2 separate regions of the Homo sapiens genome follow, and region 2 is linked to region 1. A link is a loop called in an ENCODE intact Hi-C map of the cell type or tissue named here. Cell type or tissue: endothelial cell of umbilical vein. All regions are shown on one strand. Links, peaks and the distances in the headings refer to the core of each region. The heading gives the core; the rest is flanking DNA.

What was found. A loop is a pair of places that touch in the nucleus more often than their neighbours do. Peaks named below come from ENCODE experiments on the same cell type or tissue, not always from the same donor. Only the 100,000 strongest peaks of a DNase experiment are listed, where the experiment ranks them.
Region 2: a loop joins it to region 1, with 4 times the contacts of the local background. A loop is called at or near these places in 2 of 110 quality-filtered maps.

The regions. Positions count from the first base shown.
Region 1 is chr7:133,231,003-133,241,836 of GRCh38, reverse strand. No RefSeq gene overlaps it. Among named protein-coding and RNA genes, the nearest start is that of EXOC4, 17 kb to the left of the region's middle. In endothelial cell of umbilical vein, for the core only: no CTCF peak of the experiment used is centred there; a DNase peak (open chromatin) is centred at 6,156.
Region 2 is chr7:133,343,211-133,345,710 of GRCh38, reverse strand. All of the region lies in intron 5 of EXOC4 (exocyst complex component 4), which reads right to left. Among named protein-coding and RNA genes, the nearest start is that of MIR6133, 54 kb to the right of the region's middle. In endothelial cell of umbilical vein, for the core only: a CTCF peak has its summit at 1,230 (motif pointing right); no DNase peak of the experiment used is centred there.

The sequences.
Region 1 (10,834 bases), core at 4,608-7,107:
TCTCAAAAATATAAAATGAGGTCGGGCATGGTGGCTCACACCTATAATCCCAACACTTAGGGAGGTTGAGGTGCAAGGATTGCTTGAGCCCAGGAGTTTGAGACCAGCCTGGGCAACATGGCAAGACCTTGTCTCTACAAAAACATTTTTTAAAAAATTAGCCAGGTGTGGTGGCATATGCCTGTGGTCCCAGCTACTTGGGAGGGTGAGGAGGGAGGATAGCTTGATCCTAGAAGGTTGAGGCTGCAGTGAGATGTGTTCACACTATAGCACTCCAGCCTGGGTGACACAGCAAGTCAGTGTCTCAAAAATAAAATAAACAAAACAAAATAAAATAAAATGGAATGAACAAATACACAAAAGAATGTGTACTGTATAATTTCATCTATATAAAATTAAAAAAACAGGCAAAATATATTGTTATGTATCAACATAATGGTTACCTTCCAGGTAGGAGAGACAGGGTAAAAACTGGGGAGAGCTGGTAATGTTCTCTTTCTTGATTAGGTGCTGGTTACATAGATATTAACTTTCCTTTATTTATTTTTGTGTTTTACATTTTGTGCTTTGTGGGGGTCATATTTTATTTTGCTAACTTTTCTGTAGTTGACAACAATATATTGCCAAATATATTGTTCACTTTTCTGAATGTGAATATATACACCAAATGTATTGTGTATTAGATGTATTACAGTTATATACATTATATGAATTATATATTCTTGTAAGAATACAAGAAATAGATAAGATGATAATCTTTTTCGCCTCTTGGGAAAAAACACATGGCTGAGGGATAGGGGTGCATTTTCTTTTCTTTTTTTTTTTGAGATGGAGTTTCACTCTTCTTGCCCAGGCTTGAGTGCAATGGCGCAATCTCGGCTCACTGCAACCTCCGCCTCCAGGGTTCAAGGGATTCTCTTGCCTCAGCCTCCCAAGTAGCTGGGACTACAGGCATGTGCCACCACACCCTAAAATTCTGCATTTTTAGTAGAGACGGGGTTTCTCCCTGTTGGTCAGGCTGGTCTCGACCTCCCGACCTCAGGTGATCCTCCAGCCTTGGCCTCCCAAAGTGCTGGGATTACAGGCATGAGCCACCCCGCCTGGCCAGGGGTGCATTTTCTTACATTTTGAAACATATAAATTAGCATTTGCTCAAAAAATAATAAATAAATTATTACAGCAAGATTTATGTAGTATAACGTGCATTGTTCTGACAGAACCTAATAGTTTCGATATTCTTGCTTTACTGAAGGTGTTTTCCTTTTGGCACTTAATATCCTGAATTGCACAGGGCTCACATTTGTGTTCTAAGGTGATGACAGCTTGTTAACCTCTCTTTTCGTTTCCAGTCATTCTCTTTCTTCAGCATTCTATGTCCCATGTCAGTTTCAAAAAAACAAAAAGAAAAAACTCTTCCAATGTTTCATTGGCATTTCTGATGCAGGTTCCCAGAATTCATACCTAACCATTCAGTCACTTTTACACATTCTAAAACTTTTTAAACTTTAATGAAATTATTGCTCCAAATCTCATCAAATTCTTTGATTATGTAAATAACTGTTCAGAAACATTGCTTCTGTAAACACTTGTATGTACTCAGTAAATGCAAAATAGATGACATTTGTTTAGCTTTACAGGTTTATGAAATTTTTATGCTTAATTTCAAAAATATTAAGTAAATAAATGCTCAGATATGCACACAATTCTTAAGAAACAGTCACTACCACCTGTTATCTGTTCAGTGCCAACATTTATAAAATAATAAATATGGTTTTTATTTGAACACCGAATGCTGGGTTCTTTGGCTGGAGTAAACGTGTAGAAAATGTGCTCTACCTTGGGGAAATGTGATATTTATACATAGCTATGTCTGAAATTTTTATATATGATAGATTCTTGTGAGTATAATGAAAAGGAAAATGCGGAAAATGCAGAAAATTGTGAGTAGCAGAAAGACCTAACACCTTAAATAATAAAAACTGTTTAATCCTAAATCTATGAGTGACTTGGTAAAATATAAATTCTAAAACCATTTTTAAAAACCATAATCCCTGTTAATAGACAGGAGAACTGAAACAGGCAGAGTACTCTTGAATGTGTCTATTCAAGGTTTTCATTTTTTTTCATCCAGGAGGGATATTTTTAAAATTAAAAAATTAAGAATATGACACAGATACTGACCAATTAGAACAGACATCTCAGTCGTGGTCCTGGAGGTCATCTGGGGTGCCAGGAATTAAGGCTTTGATGCCATAGTGTGCCAAGAGTAAATAGGATTTTGATATTAACAATCATGCAATTATATGAGTGCATATCACCAGAATGTCAGCCTTGTTCTAATCCTAGCTATTCCCAGTAACAAGTGTCTGATATGTTGACTACATCCTGTTCTATATGTTCTATTCTTGTTACCTCTAGTCCCTCTCTCATCTTTGTAGGTAGCAATAATCATCACAGATTCTACCAAGAAGAACTATGGGACAGAAACAGTAAATGAATGACTCTTCCACATTTGTTCAAAGTTACTTAACATGAAAAACTGCACTTCTAGCTTATCCTGAAATATTAGAAGATCTTACAAGATAGCACACATTCCTGGATGAAAACAATTGTCTGAATTTAGAAATAATAATTGCCAGCATGCAATTCATGAATATTTATAAAGTCCTGTATTTTTATAAAAGCGATAATAACAACTATTTCTTTAAAATGTTTGAGATGACTATGGAATTTTTATTTATTTATTTATTTATTTTGAGACAAGGTCTCACTACGTTGTCCAGGCTAGTCTGAAACTCCTTGCCTGAAGCAATCCTCTTTTTTTGGGGGGGGGTGGGGGGAACGGAGTCTTGCTCTGTCGTCCAGGCTGGAGTGCAGTGGCGTGACCTCAGCTCACTGCAAGCTGTGCCTCCTGGGTTCATGCCATTCTCCTGCCTCAGCCTCCCAAGTAGCTGGGACTACAGGCGCTCACAACCTTGCCCGGCTAATTTTTTGTATTTTTAGTGGAGATGGGGTTTCACTGTGTTAGCCAGGATGGTCTCAATCTCCTGACCTCATGATCCCCCACCTCGACCTCCCAAAGTGCTGGGATTACAGGCGTGAGCCACCGTGCCCAGCCCTGAAGCAATCCTCTTACCAGCCTCCTTAGTTATTATGGAATTTAAAATATGAACTGTATTTTTTTCTTAGGTGTCATTACAATATTGTGGTTATATATATTTTTTGTTTTATCTTTAGGAAATGTGTGTTGAAATATTTACAAATGAAATGTCATGTTTTCTGCAGCTTATTTTCAAATATTTTAGAAAAAAACTAAGGTATATATGAACAGACAAAGCAAATGTGGCCAAATATTAACAACTGCTACGTCTAGGTAAACATATACCACTTTTCTCTGTTCTACTCTTCCAACTTTTCTGTAAGTAGCTTTGAGCATTTTCATAATAAGATGTTGATGGATTAACCTGCAGGACATTATGTTAAGTGAATGAAATAAGTCAGGCACAGAAAGATAAATACCCCATGTTCTCGCTCGTATGTGGAAGCTAAGAAAGTTGAGCTCATAGAAGTAGAGAGTAGAACTGTGGTTACTACAGTCTGGGAAGGGGAGTGGGGAGAGGTGGATAGGGAAAGGTTGGTTAACAGATACATAATTAAAGCTAGATAGGACGAATGACTTACAGTGTTCTATAGCACTGCAGAGTGATTATAGTTATTAATTTATTGTTTAGTTTTTGTTAATTTTTTTAAGAGACATAGAGTCTCACTCTGTTGTACAGGCTGGAGTGCAGTGATATGATCATAGTTCTCTGAAGCTTGGAACTCCTGGGCTCAAGCAATCCTTCCACCTCAGCCTCCTGAGTAGCTGGGACTACAGGCATGTGCCACCATGCCTGGCTAATTTTTTTTTTTTTTTTTGAGACAGGGTCTTGCTCTGTCACCCAGCTGTCACCCAGGCTGGAGTACAGTGGCACAATCATGGCTCACTGCAGCCTTAACCTCCACGGTTCAAGCAATCCTCCCACCTCAGCCTCCTGAGTAGTTGGGTCTACAGCCACATGCCACCACACCTGGCTAATGTTTTCTAATTTTTGTAGAGATGGGGTCTTGCTATGTTGCCCAGGTTGGTCTTGAATTCCAGCTTCAAGTGATCCTCCCACCTCGACCTCCCAAAGTTCTGGGATTTCAAGTGTTAGCCACTGAACCTGGCCTATTGCATATTTTCAAATAGCTAAAGGAGGGAATTTTGAATGTTCCAAACACAAAGAAATGATCACTGCTCGATGTGGTAGATATGCTAGTTACCCTAATCTGATCATTACATCATTGTATACATGTATCAAAATAACACTCTGTATACATATATCGAAATAACATTACACATTGTATACATGTAGCGAAGTAACACTCTGTAACCCCATAAAGATGTACAATTATGTCTCAAAACTTTCTGAAAACATGAGAAAATGAAAAAATATAAATGGTGTATATATATATATATATATATATATATAGAAAATGCCCAATAAATATTCTTTTTATATATATGTTATTTATATAAGCTATTCAAGAAATATACTTTTTTCTCCATGTCTGGCTCATTGCTCTCTCTCTCCCTCCCTCTCTCTCTCTATATATATATGTGTATATATATACACACATATACATATATATGACAATATATATGTGGTTCATTGCCATATATATATATATGGAGACATGGAGAAAAATTAAGAAAATGTGAAAGTAGTGTCCACCCTGTAGAAACACACCAGCAAGATGGGAACAAATAACTGCATTGTACATGATTATAATCTGATGTTACTATGCAGTTTTAGAAATGAAGCGTTTAAACAATAACACCTAGAGTCACTGGCATAGAGGGGAAGAGAATACTTAATGCTATTACCCAGAAATTGCAATGGTGTAGCTCAACGTACAACCTTTTAGTGTAGCTGCCAGGCAGGGAGCAATACTTCCCACTAAAGAGGATTAACCAGCCCTGGGATTGCACTACACAGAGAACACAAATTGTGCCAGAGCAAGAACAGAGGCTAAAGAGACCAAGGATGCAGTGTGCTCTGAGGACCCTGAGAGGGGAGCTTTCTTTCTCACAATGTACCCATTCATGTTAACAAGTAGAGCAGGCAACTAGCAACTAATTCTTAGAATCCATAGCACATACGCAAATCTCCCACAGAAAATACATAATATGGCTGGGCGTGGTGTCTCACGCCTATAATCCCAGCACTTTGGGAAGCCAAGGCGGACAGATCACTTGAGGTCAGGAGTCCGAGGCCAGCCTGGCCAACGTGGTGAAACTCCATCTCTACTAAAAGTACAAAAGTTAGCTGGGCATGGTAGCATGTGCCTGTAGTCCCAGCTACTCGGGAGTCTGAGGTTCACTGCATGAACCTGGGAGGTGGAAGCTGCAAGGAGCTGAGATGGTGCCACTGCACTCCAGCCTGGGCAACAGAGCAAGACTCTGCCTCTAAAAAAAAAAAAGAAAAGGAAAGAAAAAGAAAATACATAATATTCAGTCCTTTGAACTGATGCTTTGACAGACAAATGCATCTACATTTGCAGCAAGAACAACATGGGACACATAAAGTAGGGCACAAGCTAGACCAGAACCATTCTCGTCAACACATGGGTTAAGGGTTTTTGCCAGGGCCTTAGAAGATATGCTTTAGGGTATGTTTAATGTAAGTGCATGGAGAAAAATAGACAGTACATGCAGCCTTTCTCAGCAAATCTTTGCTGCCATTTTCATAGAATTCCGAGAAATTTTGCTAAGTGTTATTACACTGAGATTGGACCCAGTGAACCCCATATGACTATTAAGTATGCATTCTCCTCTCCTGGGCCTTATTTCTGTCTAGTATGCTCTGCTATATTAACATGAGGAATACCAGGAGTAATTGTTACAGGAGTCTGGAGGTTTTAAAAGATTGAAGGCTGAGCATGGGACTGGAAGAAATAAAAGAAAACATGAGTGGGAAACCCCACAAAATGATATGGGGTTATGGAGAAAGGATTTCCTGACTATAAGACTTATGAATCACACAGGAATGAGTGACTGTGGAGAGTTACACACACACACACACACACACACACACATTTTCACAAAAACCTTTAGGCCATGAATATTCTATTCTCCTCCACAAAGTTGGAATTGTTCTTCCTGCAATAGGAAGTGCTCCCTGGCTGACCTCTCCTTCACAGTCATCAACCCTACCTTCTATATCCTCCCATATCACTAAACTAAGAAAACATAATCATCAGCCCACAGCAAATTCTAAAAGGCCTTTGGCATATCACATTGGCTTTGCATCAAATTTATTGCTGAATTTCACTGGCTTCTCCCGATCTGCTTTATTGCTGATTTTAATCTTGTTTGTTTTAGGCTTCCAAGCCCCACTGCAAAATACCTAATACACTCTTTGTAGCTAGAGACTGTATAAATAAAATGTATCATATTCCCATTATAACAACACTATATCATCCACATTATGTAGCACCCATAGGTGGCCTACATTTTTAATTATTTCCCTCCCCTAAACTCTAAATTAATACAATGAATTTAGAAACCCCTCCACCTCTCATCAGAGGAAGTAATTGAATACTCCATTATGATAATAAGCCATTTTTCATTGTAAGTGCTTGTTCCCAGAGGGCTTTGCTCTGTGCAGTAAGTCTACAGGCAACAGTTTTGAAAGGGCAGTGTGTGCTGTGTACTCAGATAATAACACTTTGTTATTTTGCCTTAGATCTTAAACCACTTTCACGCTAACAAACAATCCCCCGACCCAAAAAAAAATCAAGGAAGCTACATTTTTTAGGTAGAAAAGGAGATGCACGAAGGTGGTCACTTTTCCTAGCACTCCAGTGATTCAGGGATAGAGTAAGAGAAATGAAGCATGTAGCCAAACAGGGCTGGAGGTGAGTATTCCTGTTTTTGTTTTTGTTTTTTTTTGTTGTTGTTGTTTTGTTTTTGAGATGGAGTTTCGCTCTTGTTGCTCAGGCTGGAGTGCAACGGTGCGATCTCAGCTCACCGCAACCTCCGCCTCCCGGGTTCAAGCGATACTCCTGCCTCAGCTTCCAGAGTAGCTGGGATTACAGGCATGTGCCACCACGCCTGGCTAATTTTTTGTATTTTTAGTAGAGATGGGGTTTCTTCATGTTGGTCAGACTGGTCTCTAAATCCTGACCTCAGGTGATCCACTCACCTTGGCTTCCCAAAGTGCTGAGATTACAGACGTGAGCCACCATGCCTGGTCGAGTATTCCTGTTTTTAATGGTCTCCTGGCCTGTCCATCTTCTTCTCCTGTAAATGCCCCTGGATCCAGATGAGGTGTAAGAGCCTCCAGGCCAAGGGTTATGTCATGTGTAGCTTCAATCCTTTCAGTGCTTTGCCTGAGACGGGCAATCAATAAGTGTTGAATAACTGGGCAAGAAATGATGCAGGCTGCCCTATTTTTGTCCTCTGGAGCACAGGTGAGGAGCAGCAGAAGACAACGCTACCAGCTCTACCTCTAAGCAATTGCCCAGGGCCCAGATGAGAAGGGACAGAAAAAAAATAAAACCTCATCCCACATTTGCAACAGCAGCCTACAGATGTGTAAAAACAATTGAGCATTAAATGCAGCTTTGATGTAGATAAAATATCTTAAGGTTGAGAATAGTCTAGAGTAGATTAAGGTAAGAATATAGGCTCTAGAGTCAGGCCACTTAGCTGTGAATCCTTTTTCTGCCACTTACTGGCTAGTGGTGACGTTGGGTGAACTACTTGACCTCTCTGTGCTTCAGTTTCTTCATTTGTAAAATCGGGATAATGATAATACTGACTTTGAGGGTTGCTGTGAAGATAAAAAAGATTAAAAACTACTTAGAACAGTGACAGACACATTATAAATACTGTTACCTATTATTATGGTTGCTATGGATAACATGCTCATCATCACTCAAGAAGTACAAGGCCAGGTAGGTGGTCAACTCCATGGTGAGGACAAAGGCGGATAAAAGGTCTCTGTGAACAGATTGATCGCTCCCAAGAAGTCACAGGTGTGAAAACTCACTCATCAGTCCTACTCTTTATGTCAGAAGGCCCCTCTGAACATAAAAATGATATAGGAGAGGAGGGTGATTCGACCCTGATGGGTTTCCCTTCACAAACCTCCAGTGATTCCTGATTGCCTCACAACACATTCCTGCCCTAGCTTTTGAAGCTCTGTACTGTATGGCCCCATACTATTTTCCTCACCAGAACTCTTAACTACTTTCTGCATTTACCTTAGCTCTGGGCTTTCTGTTCATCTAGCTGATGCTATTAAAGTCTGTTCTGGCTAGAAATAATTCTTCTCAAGGCATCTTTTCTAAGAGCGGGCTATTTACCTGGTCTGGCCACGGGAACCCTTGAGAGCATGTGCCATTAAAGTCCATTGAGTTTCCCTGTCTACATCTGGAAATACCTAAAGGGTTTTCATAACAAAAGGATTAATTAGGCGGAGCGAGGTGGCTCACGGCTGTAACCCCAGCACTTTGGGAGATCAAGGAGGGCGGATCACCTGAGGCCAGGAGTTCAAGAACAGGCTGGCCAACATGGCAAAAACCCATCTCTACTAAAAATACAAAAAATTAGCCGGGTCTGGTGGCAGGCGCCTGTAATTCCAGCTACTCGGGCAGCTGAGGCAGGAGGATCACTTGAACCTGGGAGGCGGAGGCTGCAGTGAGCCAAGATCGCACCATTGCACTCCAGCCTGGGCAACAAGGGCAAAACTCCGTCTCAAAAAAAAATTTTTTTTAAATAAAAATAAAAAAGGATTCTCTGAGAAGCCAAGGCAGGTGTATCACCTGAGGTTGGGAGTTTGAGACCAGCCTGATCAACATGGAGAAACCCTGCCTCTACTAAAAATACAAATTAGCAAGGTGTGGTGGCACATCCCTGTAATCCCAGCTACTTGGGAGGCTGAGGCAGGAGAATCGCTTGAACCTGGGGTGGTGGAGGTTGCGGTGAGCTGAGATCGCGCCATTGCACTCAAGCTTGGGCAACAAGAGTGAAACTCCGTCTCAAAAAAAAAAAAAAAAAAAACAGGAATAATTGCCCATAACTGTAGGAAATGTATATACAGCAGCTAGCAGTGGATCTTCAGCATAAACCCAGTTATAATTGAGATAGTGTCATTCTCTTCTATTTCCAATTCCTTCACACTAAAGGGCAATGTGTGCCACCTACTCAGCACAAAGGGACGGATCTGCAGGCAGAGGGTTCTGAGGGGGTGTTAGGGGATGCCAAAAGCCACAAGACCAACAGGGAGCTTCTTTCTGAATCGTGTCTTTGGCAGCCTGCAGCCATTTCTGTTAAGGTAGACAAGCGGCTAGCAAATAATTTGTTAAGTATTTCTTCCACAGAAAAGCATACAGATTCAGGACTTAAAGATGGTTCTTTCACAGGAAAAGGCAAAGGGGCAGGGGGACTCTCTGCAATGCTGGTCATGTTCTTCCGCTTAGTCTGGTTGGCAGCTACACAGGCATGTTCACTTTGTGAAAATGCATGCAACTGCACACTGAGGAATTGTGTACTTTTCTATGTGTCTGTTATACTTCAATTAAAAAGTCTATTAAAGAAAATTGAACATGTTAAATGTATATATACTATTTGAAATTTTAAAGGGTTTTAATTAACTATGTCAATGGACTACATATTAATCAGTCAGTTTAAAAGCTATCATTCAAAATTTGCTAATTCCATGAAATAGAATAATAAGTTTTATAAGCTGAACTAAAAAACTTAAGGAAAATGTCATTCAGCCATAAAAGAAATGAAGTACTGATACATGCTACAACGTGGATGAACCTCCAAAATATTATGCTACATGAAAGAAGCCGGCCACAAGAGGCCACATAGTATATGATTCAATTTATGTGAAATATCTGAATAGGCAAATTTATAGAGATAGCAAGCAGATTAGTGATTGCCAAGGTGAGGGGGAAGGTGGGAATGAGGAATGACTGCTTAACGGGAAGGGAGTTTTACTTTGGAGCAATGGAAATGTTTGGGACTAAATGCCACTACATTGTCCACTTTAAAATGCCTAATCTTAAGTGAATTTCACTTCAAGAAAAGACTTAAGATGAGATTTATATTTTCATAGTTAACATTTAATACATTCAATAGGAATATTTAGACTGCTGAATGGTTTTTTTCTGTGCACCAAAACCACCTCAAGGGCACACAAAGCAATCTTACTTTATTTTGGCTTTTACTGTGGGGGCTATAAAAAGGGTCAGGTTCATGGTCAGATGCAGGGATGGGAGTATCGCTCTACACTCTTTGGAAGAGATGGTTCGCCATCTTTGCAAGTCCAATTTCATATGTTCTCCCTGGCAAAGTAGAGAATGAGATATAACAAATAAAAATGTAATTGATGGAGTCTGAGGAGTCGTCTATTTCTTCCTCCCTGCCATTTGATACACCTGAATTTGATCCATTTGAGATGACCTCTCTCAAATTAACCAACTCCCAGGAAGGGAGGTTCTACAAACTTTTTGTGATAGATCTCACACCCAATGAGTAGGATTTGTAGGGAAAATTGTGACATTGATTATTACGTCTTTGTAATGTGTCCGTGGGAGGTCAACATTAAGTTCAATTTATCATTAACTGGACGTGTTTGCTAGTTTGGCAAAGGAAGTAATGTGTAATATGTGCACATTAATGGCATCTGTAATGTGTAATGTGTAATGCGTCCATGGGAGGTTGACGTTAAGTTCAATTTATGATTTAACTGGACATGTTTGCTAGTTTGGCAAAGGAAGTTATCTTGGTGATAGT
Region 2 (2,500 bases), core at 1-2,500, 110 kb before region 1:
TGGGCCAAGAGGGAAATGATGGTAGGTCTGCTATAAGGGGAGATAGAGTAAAAACCTCTATTAGGAAAATAAATAAATAAACAAAATTGACATCTGTTGAATCATTTTTTTCAAGAGATAGCACTTAATGTACATGATCTCGTTTACAGGAAAGAAAATGTACCTTAGAAGGTCAAGGAGTAGAAGCCAGTGGAGAAGAGGCTACTAAAAATATAACAGGACTGCAAGATAACAGGAGGGACAAGGAACAGATGAATAAACTGACAGTTTACATTTATAATCACTAAAATGTTTTAGGTTGCAGTATTTAATTAATGCATGGGCTTTCTAAGTTCAGTTACTCAGGGAGATGGCAAGATGTAGTGGAAAGAACAAGAGCTTGGCATCATACAATTTTAGAGTTGATTAGAATCTCTATCAGTTTCTGGTTGTGTGATCTCCCTTGAGTCATTTAATCTTGCTGGACCTTGATTTCTTCATTCATGAAATGGAGATAGTATGTGTAGCTCAGAGATGTGCAAATTTAATGAGATAATGTGACAAAATGTAACATCAAAACTCAAAATGAAGAAAAATAGTTAAAAATGCACTTTTAAAACATTCAGCTTTGGAAACTCTCAGGCTGACAAAGGTGGTTGCTTATGTCTCCATCTTTCAATATTTCCTCCAGAAGCAATAGAGGACAAGAAAAATAAGCAGCAAAACTACACAAAAACCATGTCCTCGGGATCACTTGAAAACTGAACTGACCAAAATCCAAAACAACTGTAAATAAAAATAAGAAAAAGACACCTAATCCCAGCAAGTGATATCTCATGCTCCTCCTCTGTCCCTGATCTGCCAGAAGGCCTTATTGCAAACAAAGGTAGAATGTGAAAAACTATAACAAAGAGAGAAGGGAATTAGTGATGAACTTAAGGTTGATCTAAAACCATCAGAGGAAAGACAAAGTCAACCCTAAGTTTCAAAATACTAAAAAGGTATCTAGACAGATCACAGAGCTGACTATAGGGATGGGATGTAAAAGCAGACACAATCTTGACCAGTTTTTGAAACACGTAGCTTCTGGGAAATAAAAAAGGAAACAAAAAGTAGAGAGAAATGCCCTTTGGCTATTGGATGGCTAAAAGAGAAACAGGAAAAAAGGGAAAATTTGGAATCCTACCCGATGACAAGACAGCTAAAATTCAGAGACCACAAACCTTCCGATGCTACCAAAACAAAGATCTGGACTTTGCTATAGTGACAGAAGAGGGAGCCAATGAGCTAAAAATCCTATAAAACACCCCAATATCATAAAAACAAACAAAAAAATGATGAACAGACTCATACTGAAGTATTATTTTAAAAAGACAGAATATCCAACACACAGCAACAGAGGTAAATTCCCTTCAACAAAACAACCATGAAGCACAAGAAAACTAGAAGGCAACATTCCAGATGGAACCAATATACTCAAACAAGAATTTGGGATAGGAAAAGCTACCTTGAGCCAGAAATTCAAAAACTAAGAAAAGATATGGACAAAAAACAGGAAAGTGTGAAGAGAAAATGATGACCCTCAGAAAAGAAATGGAAGAAAATGACAAAATTAGGCCAGGTGCTCTGGCTCATGCCTGTAATCCCAGTATATTGGGAGGCCAAAATAGGAGAACTTCTTGAAGCCAGGAGTTTGAGACCATTCTGGGCAACATAGTGAGACCCCATCTCTACAAAAAAACAAAAATAAAAAAGTTGGCCAAATGTGGTTGCTCACGTCTGTAGTGCTATCTGGGAGGCTGAGGCAGCAGGATCCCTTTGAGCCTAGGGTTCAAGGCTGCAGAGAGGTATGATTGCACCACTGCTCTCCAGCCTGGATAACCAAAAAAAAAAAAATCTCAAAGATAAATAATAAATTATTAAATGCCCAAGAGAGGGGCTCAAATGAATAATTCATAGGAAGCACTGAGGAAATACAAGACACCAAAATAGAGAATAAAATACAGATAAAGAAATAGGCAGGATGAGGGATGCGAAAAGCCACCTTGAGCCAGAAATTCCAAAACTAAGAAAAGACACGGACAAAAAACATGAACGAGTGAGAAGAAAGTGATGAAACTCAGAAAAAAAAAAAACGGAACTAAAAGACAAGATTAAGTCGAGTGCGTGGCTCATGTCTGTAATCCTGTCACATTGGGAGGCTGAGGTGGGATGATCGCTTGAGCCCAGGAGGTCAAATTCAGCTTAGGCAACATAGGGAGACCCCATTTCTACAAAAAATACAAAAATTAGCCAGGTGTGGTGGTGGTAACTGGAGCAAGTGCTGGCTGAGAGACCAGCTGAGAGACCTGAAGACAGATCACATCCCAAGACTCTTTGCAGAAACCCCCAAGTACCAGCCCATAGCCTAGTAGCTCTGCTGGGTGGCCAGACCCAGAAGAGCAATAACAATCACAGCAGTCCAGCTCTCAGGAAGCCCCAACCATAGGGGAATGGGGAGAGCACCACATCAAGGGATCAT